2 separate regions of the Homo sapiens genome follow, and region 2 is linked to region 1. Evidence: read pairs that join two places in POLR2A ChIA-PET (ENCODE). Cell type or tissue: Panc1. All regions are shown on one strand. Each heading gives the region's core, and the rest is flanking DNA. Links, peaks and the distances in the headings are about the cores only.

The links. Peaks named below come from ENCODE experiments on the same cell type or tissue, not always from the same donor. Only the 100,000 strongest peaks of a DNase experiment are listed, where the experiment ranks them.
Region 2: POLR2A ChIA-PET joins it to region 1 with 5 read pairs; 3 of 35 experiments call an interaction of 5 or more read pairs at or near these places.

Annotation. Positions count from the first base shown.
Region 1 is chr11:107,696,405-107,702,449 of GRCh38, reverse strand. No RefSeq gene overlaps it. Among named protein-coding and RNA genes, the nearest start is that of SLN, 13 kb to the left of the region's middle. In Panc1, for the core only: no CTCF peak of the experiment used is centred there; no DNase peak of the experiment used is centred there.
Region 2 is chr11:107,832,183-107,838,227 of GRCh38, reverse strand. All of the region lies in intron 1 of SLC35F2 (solute carrier family 35 member F2), which reads left to right. Among named protein-coding and RNA genes, the nearest start is that of SLC35F2, 24 kb to the left of the region's middle. RefSeq lists enhancers at 4,374-4,919, 4,920-5,465, 5,466-6,011. In Panc1, for the core only: no CTCF peak of the experiment used is centred there; no DNase peak of the experiment used is centred there; H3K27ac peaks cover 3,730 bases.

The DNA of each region.
Region 1 (6,045 bases), core at 756-5,755:
GCTCAATCATACATGGTTGGCAACTTACACAATTCTGTGTTTCCCAGGACTTTGAAACAAGCCCTGAAATCACCTCGTCTTTGTCAGTCAACTGAGCAGTAGATAATAAGAGAGAGGAGTATTGATGGTTGATTAGCTGTTTTCAGTGTGTCAGTTTTATACGTGGGGATTAAGTGGAAATGACAGCTCCATCTACAGCATTAGCTGGTTACACACACTTGCAGGAATTTGTCACATGGTAATTGTCATCTCCCACCCATTAGATCATTTTAAAATAAAGCACTGGAAAAAAGCATGGTCTTTGGATTCACAGGCTATATTTTGCTTACTAATACGTGATCCCAGATAAGTTACTGAACTTTTGTGAACCTCAATTTCCCTAGCTATAAAAGTAGAAGATAACAGTAAGTATGAACAACTATTATGTATCAATTAAAAAAATAGAGAATAATACCTTTTTTGCAGGATCACTGTGTTAAGTTAGGTGATATTTTCAAAGTGCTTAGCACAATGCCTGGCATTAGCAAATGCTCAATAAATGGTAGTTAATCTTGTTATAACATAAGCAAAGTACGATATTTGATACATAGCCTCACTTTTAAAAAGAAGTGTTAGATTTTAGTACTTTTTTTGTTTTGTTTTGTTTTTGAGACAGAGTCTCACTCTGTCACCCAGGCTAGAGTGCAGTGGCACGATCTCAGCTCACTGCAACTTCTGCCTCCTGTGTTAAAGCGATTCTCCTGCTTCAGCCTCCCGAGTAGCTGGGATTACAGGCATGCACCATGACGCTGGCTAATTTTTGTATTTTTAGTAGAGACGGGGTTTCACCATGTTGGCCAGGCTGGTCTAGAACTCCTGACCTCAAGTGATCCTCCTGCTTTGGCCTCCCAAAGTGCTGGGGTTACAGGCGTGAGCCACCATGCCCAGCCAAAGATTTTAGTACACTTTTAAAGAAAGCATCAAGGATTGGTGGTGGGGTGGTGGTTGCTGCTGCTGCTATTTCAACACTATTTCTTCTAAGAGGATAATAAAACACTTTGAGAAAGTTGTGGCTTCTTTTTTTCTTTCTTTAGCAGGGGAAAGGGATAGGGATACTGAATTGTAGAATCCCTTTGCTCATGAAGAATACAATGTATTTCTCAAAATGCAAGAACTACTTGAATTACAATACTCAAAATACTTTTTCAATTGCAGATTCCTGCACCAACTCCAGAACTACTGCCAGGGAACTTCTGAGAGTGGGATCTGGCTTGCTATGTTTTAAGCCAGCTCCCCAGGTGATTGTTATAGTCACTAAAGTTTGAGAATCCCAGATCTACAACATCCTCCCGCACCAGCACCCAAGATTTGCATTTCTGCTCTTTTTTTTTTTCTTTCAGACAGGAGTCTTACTTTGTTCCCCAGGCTGGAGTGCAGTGGTAAGATCACGGCCCATTGCTGCCTTCACCTCCTGGGCCCAGGCGATCTTCCCACCTCAGCCTCCCCAGTAGCTGGGACCACAAACATGCACCACCACACCTGGCTAATTTTTGTATTTTTTTTTTTTTTTTTTTGTAGGGATGGATTCTCCCTGTGTTTTCCAGGCTGGTCTCAAATTCCTGGGCCCAAGTGATTCTACCGCTTCAGCCTCCCAAAGTGCTGGGATCATAGGAGCAAGCCATAGCTCCCAGCCCTGCATTTCTACTGTTTTCAAGAACTTGGGCTCTGGTTGGACTGAGAAGTTCACAAAATTCCACTTTTCCGGAGAGGTTGCAAAATTCTTACCCCCATCCCTTTGAACTGCAAAAGTACATTCTTTATCTTCCCATCTCTCCAGGAAAAGCTTTCCTTGCACCCTTTACCCCCATTCCTAGTCTGTTCCCACACTGGGTCTTTATTCTCTCCCAAACAAGTTTGCCCTGTTGTACTTGGAGATTCAAACCCTGTCTACGATGCCACTTAATAAAAGTTATTTTTTAAACCTGAAGTTATATAGTGTATTAACTTGTATGCAAGAGTTCTATTTTGACATATTTTCAATGAAGATGCTGGAACTGTCATTCCAATTTTAATGGCTTTACAGATATTAAACATCAATAGGTGTTTCCAAATTATGTCTCCTTTTGGCTTTCACTTTTCCGGGCAGTCAGATTACACCCAAGGATTAAAAATCAGCATAAAACAGTCTCTACTTTAGACCTCAGACTTAAAAAATTCCGAATCTTGTGACTTTCTCTCTGGGAAAGTAAGTAAAAAATGAGTTTTCTCAACAGCAGCAATTCCAGCCAGGGTCTGCATGATAAGATATCTGTCTCGGGGCAGTGTTCACAGGTTCCAGCCAATACTGCCTGATCCAGATCCAACTGTGAGCTGTCTCTCTTCCAACAACATACTCATTTTATATTCCTCTGACACTGCTTCAAAAAGGACATGGAGAAAGAAGTCTATTTTCAACACATGCTGTGTCTACAATGATGACATGCATGGTGATACCCACCACCCACATCACAAACACCCTGCCAAGTCCTAAGCTAATTCGACTTCACAATGGCAAGCTTTTCAGATGCCCAGAGGTTTTATGGTGATTATTTGACGATTCAACACGAAAGCAGCTCCTGTTGTTTGCCACATCCACACTGAGCTTTCCATTCATTCAGAATGACAAGGCATTCATAGCGTCTCGCAATCAATTTTGAGATGTCTCTGTGAGTGAAAGAGCTCCATTGGCAACATTGCAAGGCCCTTTTTGTAAGTCACCATTTCCATCCCTACCCCATCCTGTCAGAATGACTGGGGTCACATTCATATTGCAGACCAGCAGAATCAGTGGGAAGCCGAACTTGGAAGATTGGATTTGATCTCATGCATCATACTATCTTGATTTTGGAAATGAGAGACAGTCACATGCAATTTGAGAGACTGCCAACCTGAGACACATTTTGAATTATACCATATGTCACTGGCTTTAAGCATGGTTTCAGACCAGTTCATTTTGAATGACACTCGCGGTGGCTCACGCCTGTTATCCCAGTACATTGGGAGGCCGAGGCTGGCAGATCACGAGGTTACGAGATTGAGACCATCCTGGCTAACACGGTGAAACCCCGTCTCTACTAAAAATACAAAAAATTAGCCGGGCGCGGTGGCGGGCACCTGTAGTCCCAGCTACTTGGGAGGTTGAGGCAGGAGAATGGCGTGAACCCGGGAGGCGGAGCTTGCAGTGAGCCGAGATCGCGCCACTGCACTCCAGCGTGGGCAACAGAGCGAGACTCTGTCTCAAAAAAAAAAAAAAAAAAAAAAAAAAAAAAAATCACAGGCCAGGAATGGGGGCTCACGTCTGTAATCCTAGCACTTTGGAAGGTCCAGCTGGGAGGATTGCTTGAGTTCAGGAGTTCAAGACCAGCCTGGGCAACATAGTGAGACCTCATCTCTATTTTTTTTAATTAAAAAATTTTTTAAAAAAGAAAGGGCACATCTCAGACATGTAATACGACTAATGATTAGTCTCTGAGCCATACAGCATTCTGCTCCTGAGAAAGATGTACATAGTGAAATAAATGTATTTCCCTTGAAGACCTCTGTATGTGGTTTCATCTTGTCTTTTTCATCTTTTCCTAGTATTTTCAGTGTCATAGATATGTTTATTCTGATGCCACAATGGCTGATGTGAACTTTCAGCTGAGGCTGTATTTAATCTGCAATTAATTCTCTGAAATCAAAGGACATCCTTTTTATCTGCAGTGAAAAGGTAAAGCAAGCCCAATTCTTCAGACCTAGCTGTACAAACCACATGGACACTTATCTGTGGAGATAAGAATGAAGGTATATCTCTGCTGGTAGAAAATGACGTATTATTACCTGACAGCAGGACATATATTTAGATAAGCATCATTTTTGATTTGCACTTCAAAGCTGGCTAATGTTCTTTTGAATATTATTTATGATGATTTGAAAAAGACATACCAGAAGAGTTTTTTGTTGTTGTTGTTGTTGTTAATCTGGGTGCCAATCAAAAAAGAACTCAACCAGCCGGGTGCGGTGGCTCATGTGTGTAATGCCAGCACTTTGGGAGGCCGAGGCGGGTGGATCACAAGGTCAGATCGAGACCATCCTGTCCAACATAGTGAAACCCCATCTTTACTGAAATACAAAAAATTAGCTGGGTGTGGTGGTGCGCAGCTGTAGTCCCAGGTACTCGGGAGGCTGAAGCTGGGGAATTGCTTGAACCCGCGGGAGGCGGAGGTTGCAGTGAGCTGAGATTGTGCCACTGCACGCCAGCTTGGCGACAGAGCGAGACTCTGTCTCAAACAAAACAGAAACAAAAAACAAAACAAAACAAAACAAAAACTCAGCCTTGAAATATGAGTTGTTCTAAGTTACAATACTATTTAATTGTAAATTATTATAACCCTTCATTATAGTGTCTTATATTTTCTGGGAAGAGACAAATTTATTCAAATTTTGTTTGGCTGGAGTTTCCTTGAAGCTATCAGGGCTCTTTGGCTAAGTGATATTAGATTCTAGCCATGTTTATGAAATCATTCTTTCATCATCAACACCGACCTCTTTCATTAATAAAAACTTCTTGGTCATATTTCATAACTTTTTTTTTTTAAGAGACAGGGTTTTGCTATGTTGGCTAGGCTGGATTCAAACTCCTGGGCTTGAGCTGTTCTCCTGCCTCAGCCTCCTGAGTAGCTGGGACTATAGTTACACACCACCACACCTAACTACTTCATAACTTTTAGTTTTTTGGGTTTTTTTGAGACAGGGTCACTTTGTCACCCAGGCTGGAGTGCAGTGGCATGATCATGGCTCACTGCAACCTTGACCTCCTGCGCTCAAGTGATCCTTCCACCTCAGCCTCCAGAGTAGCTGGGACGACAGGCGTGTGCCACCAGACTCAGCTAATTTTTGTAATTTTTGTAGAGATGGGGTTTCGCCATGTTTCCCAGGCTGATCTTAAATTCCTGAGCTCAAGTGATCTGCCCTCCTCAGCATTCCAAAGTGCTGGGATTACAGGCATGAGCCACTGTGCCCAGCCTAATCTTACTGTTCTATGACTATAAAATACTTGAGATCAAGGTCTCTGTAGCCATATTTGTGTTATTGAGGTTGATGAAGAAATCGAGGGGAAAAGAAGAGAAAGAGTGAGGTCTATCGCTGCCTCTTTTAATGTGGTAGAACTTTTTGTCTTATAGAAAGCGTGGAGCCTTTTTAAATGAATGCTTCACACTGGACATCACCCAGTGGTACTTAAACTAGACTACATGATGTAGGCACAAGTTTCAATAGAGAGTAGGAGAGATACCTCCACAATATGTGGGCTTAATTTCAAGCACAGGGAGTAATTGTCTCCTACCAGACCTCCAATAAGGTTTCCAGACTGTTCCAGCTAGAGGAGATTTCAAAGATACTAGGTTCAACAGTGAGATTTTATAGGGGTGGGGGACAGGGTTAGAGAAGTTACACAACTACCCATGTTTTGTTCGTGGCAATGCTGGGGTGACAAGCCAGATCCCCTGATGTTTAGACCAATGTGTTTCCAAGTGGCAACTCTATTAAATTGGATTTCTTTATGGAATCTGTCTTCACAGCTCTCGGGTGGGGGAAAAAAAAGCAAAATATGGTTCCTTTTGTCTGTGGCCCAAAGACTGTATCCCATTCCACACATATATAATTGGAAGTGTTTAATTGTGTGGCTACCCATGACCAGGTTTCTCTTTTATAGGCTGGAAAATGTATTGACACTTGTCCTGGCTGGATATCCAGGTATTTTTTTACTAAAGATTCAGCTTCTAGTAGTGCAGTTACTTGAAAAAGGGTGGGCTCAGGGGTGCTGGAATCAGAAGCCTTCTGAATCTCTCAGAATCTTTCTAATGTCTGTTTAGTGATAGACACTTTAGCCATCATTAAGGCTGGAAGTGGAAAGGAAATATCAGCAAGGGTTGAAATTTTAGCTGTGGAGAGGAATAAGTGCTTCTATGACCTCTAAGTTTCCCTACAATGTAATATCATTGGATGGTTTCCTTAAGAACTTTATTTACAACTCTCAGATGCTAAAAC
Region 2 (6,045 bases), core at 752-5,751, 140 kb before region 1:
CCCTAATAAATGCAAGTAGTGTACTTGCAGTGTAACAGTGGTTATGAGCTCAGCCTCTGGAGCCACACTGCTTGGGTTGGTCTCCAGGTTCTGCCATTTGCTAGTTGTGTGATATTGGGCAAGTTACTTAACATCTCTGTGCCTCCATTTCTGTTATCTGTAAATAGCAGTAATAATGGTACCCATCTCAGGATTGTTGGGAGGATTAAATCAATTAGCGCTTGGTATATAGTATACACTCAATAAGTGTTAGATGTCATAATTATTATTACCATTACTATTACTAGATATTGTGAGACTATGTGTGTATAAGGTGGGGGTGGGTGGGTGGCAAAAAATCCATAACACGATGTCTGCATTTAGAATCTAGTAAAGCAAGTGGAACATATAAAACACTACAGGCAGAATATAGAAAATGGAAAAAGAGGATTGCAACCAAAATGTCATAGGAATTTAGAGGTCATCATTCTGGTAGTGGGTGCCTTTCTTACTATCTTTATTCCCACAATTAATTTACTTTTTTATTTTTATTTTGAGACAAACTCTCACTCTGTCGCCCAGGCTGGAGTGCAGTGGTGCCATCCCAGCTCACTGCTACCTCTGCCTCCCAGGTTCAACTGATTCTCCTGCGTCAGCCTCCCGAGTAGCTGGGATTACAGGTCTGTGCAACCATGCCCAGCTAATTTTTTTTTTTTTTTTTTTAGTAGAGACAGGGCTTCTCCATGTTGGCCAGGCTGGTTTCGAACTCCTGACCTCAAGTGATCCACCTGCCTCGGCCTCCCAAAGTGCTGGGATTACAGGCATGAGCTGCTGCTCCTGGCCTTATTTCAGTTTTTTAGCATGGCAGAATGTAAAGAACACAGGCTTTGGAATCATATTTGGATTTTAATCTAGTGCTGCTATTTATTTGGCACATAAACTTGGTTAAAAGACTTAAATGCTGCCAGAATGATACATATATAGTGTTGTATGAACATGCAGTATGTTAATATACGTAAGAGCTCATCAGTGGCTAGCACTTCCCTGTCTTTTATTATGTAGGGGATGGGACAGTACTAATGTGTCCCCTGTGTTCTTCACTAAGTCACATGGGACATAATGCATAAGAATAAATCACTGGATTTATACTTTCAATTTTTGTTGGTTTCCATGGAACTAGTTCAGCAGTTTCTGGCTTGATGGCCTGGTTTTATTTTCTCCCTGGCAAACGATGAAAGTGTTTCAATCCAAGGTAGCTCCCAATCAGCTTTGCCTGCAGTTTTTTAATAGACTCTTTATTTGATGTGATTATTTTGTTACTAAGGAAATTCGCTGAGATGAATGTAAATAGTTATAACATTATGATTCAAGTGTTGTTTTAAAGTATCACATGCATTGTTGACTTTGTATATTCGTTTTCTATTGCTGTCATAACAAATTACCACCAATTTAGTGGTTTAAAACAACACCAATTTAATATCTTACTGTTCTGTAGGTCAGAAAGCCAACATTCATCTTCCCGGGCTAAAAATCAAAGTGTTGCAGGTGTTGCATTCTTTTCTGGAGGTTTTAGGGGAGAATCAATTCCTGGCCTTTTCCACCTTCTGGAAGCTGCCTGCCTTCCTTGGCTTGTGACTTCAAAGCTAGCAACGTTGCATCTCTCTGAGCCTTCTGTAGTTATAGCTCCTTCTGACTACAGCTGGGAAACGTTTTTGCTTTTAAAGTCTCATGTGATTAGATTGGGGCTACCTGGTTAATCCACATCTACAGAAGTCCCTTTTGCCTTGTAAGGTAACCTATTCACAGGTTCAGGGGTGAGGGAGAGAGTGTGGACACTTTTGGAGGACCAGTATTCTTCCACCTACATTTAGTGGTAGAACCCAGAAATGATGCCCCCCACCAGACAAAAAAAAAGCTTTAGAGCACAAAGAAATAAGAACACCTAGATGTTGGTGAAAATGTAAGCAATAGTTCTACAGCTTTCTAGAGCTCATGAACAGCAGGGAAACAAAAAAGAAAAAGAAAAAATGTAAGTGATAATTCATAAAATGTCAAGGAAACCTTTACTCAACTTTCACCCACAATCTTTTACACATACTCAGTGTTTGAAATAATAAACCAATAATTGCTACTGACTGTTTAGGTTATACCACAGATTAGAAAAATACTGATTCCTTTGGATGAGCTGCATGTTCAGGCTCCATTCATGCTGGAGAATTTACAATGCTGTCCGCTTTGCTGGGATGACAATTCCTATAGCCCTTCTCTTGACCCAGACAACTTGTCTTTATTCTTCAAGTCAAGACCTTATGAATAAGGCTTTCCATGAATCCCAGATTTGGTTAGATCTCATCCTACCTTGTACATCTCTTTGTTCACCCTCACCACATTTGGAATTGTTGCTTTACTATTCTTCTTCACTGCTGTATTGTGAATTCCATGAGGACAGGGGCTCCGTTTCTCTGCTCCCATAGCTTGACACAGTGTTAGGATCTAAAAAAAACATGCTGAATTGAATTGGGTACCATTAAGGAGATGGTAATAAGAGTCATTGTGTTTGGGAGGCTGAGGCAGGCAGATCGCTTGAGTCCAGGAGTTCCAGACCAGTGTGGGGAACATGGTGAAACCCTGTCTCTACTAAAAATAAAAAAATTAGCTGGGCATGGTGGTGTACACCTGTAGTCCCAGTTACTTGGGGGCTGAGGTGGGAAAATCACTTGAGCCCAGGAGGCTGCAATGAACCCTGATTATGCCACTGCGCTCCAGTTTGGGCGACAGAAACCTGACCCTGTCTCAAAAAAAGGAAAAAAAAAAAGTCACTGTGGGCTATTGAAGCTGCCTTCCAGGTTCGGACTATTTCCACTAAGCAGGGAAGGGAAATTCGCACACATTCCAGTCTCTAGGTAAAAATCTTGAAGTGGTGTGCTACTGCAAAGTCCTCTCTTGAAAAAAGACACAGGTATAACCTCTGATTTGATTGTTTTGAGATAGATGACCTCCCGCAGACAAGGCTGCAGTTTACCAGGTGTACTGTGTTCAGCCTGTAGGTGTAGTTACCTTCAAATACCTTAAGTGGCTGTTTGCTCTTGCTCCACGCTTTTCTGTTTTTGCATGTGAGTGTGCGTGTTAATGATTTAAGGCATTGATTGTTGGCCTCTTTAACTAGCACCCGTTTGATTTTCTGCGTAACTCTCTCTCATTTTCTACAGGACTTGATATTGGTAGCTTTTATCTTATTGGCTATGGGATGATATTATGATGGTTTACAGTTGTCAGGTATTACAGGAGTTGTATATTTTGTATATTTCAGTAGTGTGGACAATATGATTGAAGTGTGTTAGGATATTTTTGCATACAGAATTCCAACTTAAATGTATAATAATTATAATTCCATAATAACTGAATCTGTAGTCATGCAATATGTTATGTATTATAAAATGTATGGAAAAATATACTTAGATATGAGTATATATGATATGAGTATATATGATCAGATAAAGTTTGGGCATTTATAGAGAGAAATCGCATTAGCCTGTATTTTTACGGCTGTGGAAATCTAGCCTGTGTTTTTGTAGCTTCATTCATTTTATTTTTCTTTGAGATGGAGTTTCACTCTTGTCACCTAGGGTGGAGTGCAATAGCGCGATCTCGGCTCACTGCAACCTCCGCCTCCTGGGTTCAAGTGATTCTCCTGCCTCAGCCTCCCAAGTAGCTGGGTTTACAGACATGCGCCACCACACCCGGCTAATTTTGTATTTTTAGTAGAGATGGGGTTTCACCATGTTGGCCAGGCTGTTCTCGAACTCCTGACCTCAAGTGATCCACCCACCTTAGCCTCCCAAAGTGCTGGGATTACAGGGGTGAGCCACCGCGCCCAGCCGCTTCATTCATTTTCGTCAACGTTTGGATGCATCCTCTATTTGGAATTTATTTTGTAATGCCTAACCTTGTTTTTACTCTAACTCGCTACTTTAAATTTTCCCTGTTTGTCTCTTTAATCACCTAGCCTTGCTTCTCCTGTAAATAAGACTCTCTAGCTGGGAAAGCCGGACAAACTCCAACTGACCCCTTAATTTACAAGACACTAAGGGCTCCTTACCCAATCCCCTTCCGCAAGGAGTTAACCTGTGTAAGTAGATCCTCAGCATTTCAAAGGAGCCCAATTAACTGATAAGGTACTGAAACAAACAATGTATGAAGTTCCCAGGATTTTACACAGAGATAACAACATAAAGCCTTGAGTCCGTGTCCGGCATAGCATCTATATCTAACTCTAATGAAAGATTTAGAGCCCCACACCTGGTTCCGTTGCTTTTTTGTAACCATTTGTCTTTTTAAATTGTTTATCTCTCTGTAACCATTTGTTTCTTTGATTCTTGCATGTTTTTACTTCTGTAGAATTATTGCATTTAACTTCCCCTCCCCTTCCTAAACCAAGGTATAAAAGTTAATCAAGCCCCTTCCTTGGGGCCGAGAGAATTTTGAGCGTTAGCCATCTCTTTGGCTGCTGGCTTAAATAAAAGACTCTTAATTCGTCTCAGAGTGTGGCGTTTTCTCTAACTCGCCTGGGTGTAACAATTTTAACAAGAGTCATGTAGGAGGGAACATGGTTAGCAAAAGCACTCTACTTAGTGCCAGTAGGTTTGTATTTTGCTCCTGATTCTGATACTTTTGAACAGCATCAGTTAGGCAACCCATTTCACCTCTCTCCTTTTTTTTTTTTTTTTTTTGAGACAGAGTCTCACTCTGATGCCCAGGCTGGAATGCAGTGGTGTGATCTTGGTTCACGGCAACCTCTGCCTCCCAGGTTCAAGCTATTCTCCTGCCTCAGCCTCCCAAGTAGCTGGGATTACAGGCATGTGCGACCACGCCTGGCTAATTTTGTATTTTTAGTAGAGACAGGGCTTCACCATGTTGGCCAGGATGGTCTTGATCTCTTGAGCTCGTGATCTGCCCACCTCAGCCTCCCAAAGTGCTGGGATTACAGTCGTGAGACACCGCATCCAGCCATTTCAACTCTCTTAGCTTCAGTTTCTTCATCTGCAACCACACAGCATTGGCAAATGGATCAAAAATAAAATAAGATAGGGTATAGAAGAGTTTTTGTAAACTGTGAGACACTATAAAAAACATAGACAAGGTATTCTGATGGCGTCCATTAGCATGAATGTAATAAGTAAATAAATAATACTTGATGATGATGGATGCCCCACTGGCAAGTCCAGGGAGCTTTAAGTCAGCAGTTTGGAAATCTCAAATTGTCAACAGAGGATCACAGACCAGAAGAGGTTGGGAGAGAAACAAAAGATGGAATGTGAGCTGCAAATCCAAATTAGCCACAAGGATTAAACATGAGGAGTTGAGGGGAAGCCTTCCAATGTTATATTTTCTTCTAGTCCCTGTACTTTCCTGACAGAATGTAGATTTTGTTTGTTTGTTTTTGAGACAGGGTCTCACTCTGTCACCCAGGCTGGAGTGCAGTGGCATGATCATGGCTCACTGCAGCCTTGAACTCCCTGGGGTCAGGTGATCCTTTCATCTCAGCCTCCTAAATAGCTGGGACTATAGGTGCATGCCATCATACCCGGCTAATTTTTGCATTTTTTTCTGTAGAGAAGGCATTTGATCATGTTGCCCAGGCTTGTCTTGCACTCTTGGGCTTCAGCAGTCTGCCCACCTTGGCCTCTCAAAGTGCTGGGATTACAGGCATGAGCCACCACACTTGGCTGTAAATAGATTTCTCATTGTTTGAAAACTAGTATGTACAGAATAAAAAGAAAATAACAAAAAATTTCCACAATCCCACCCAAATTATCTGGTTCTTTTAAGGTTTAGTCAATCAGGCAATTTGATCCATCAATCAATTCATCAAGTCATTGACTTCTAAACCCTCCCACTACTATCTTTTGGCTCCAGGCCTTTTCTTGTTCTCGTAGATTCAGAATAGAATAAACCAGTTCCGGGAACTAACAACATTGGGAATGCTCAGAGGTAGAAGCTGTCTTGATTGGAAATATCCTGAGTTACAACTAAAGTGACTGGATATAACCTAGTGGGTTACTTGCT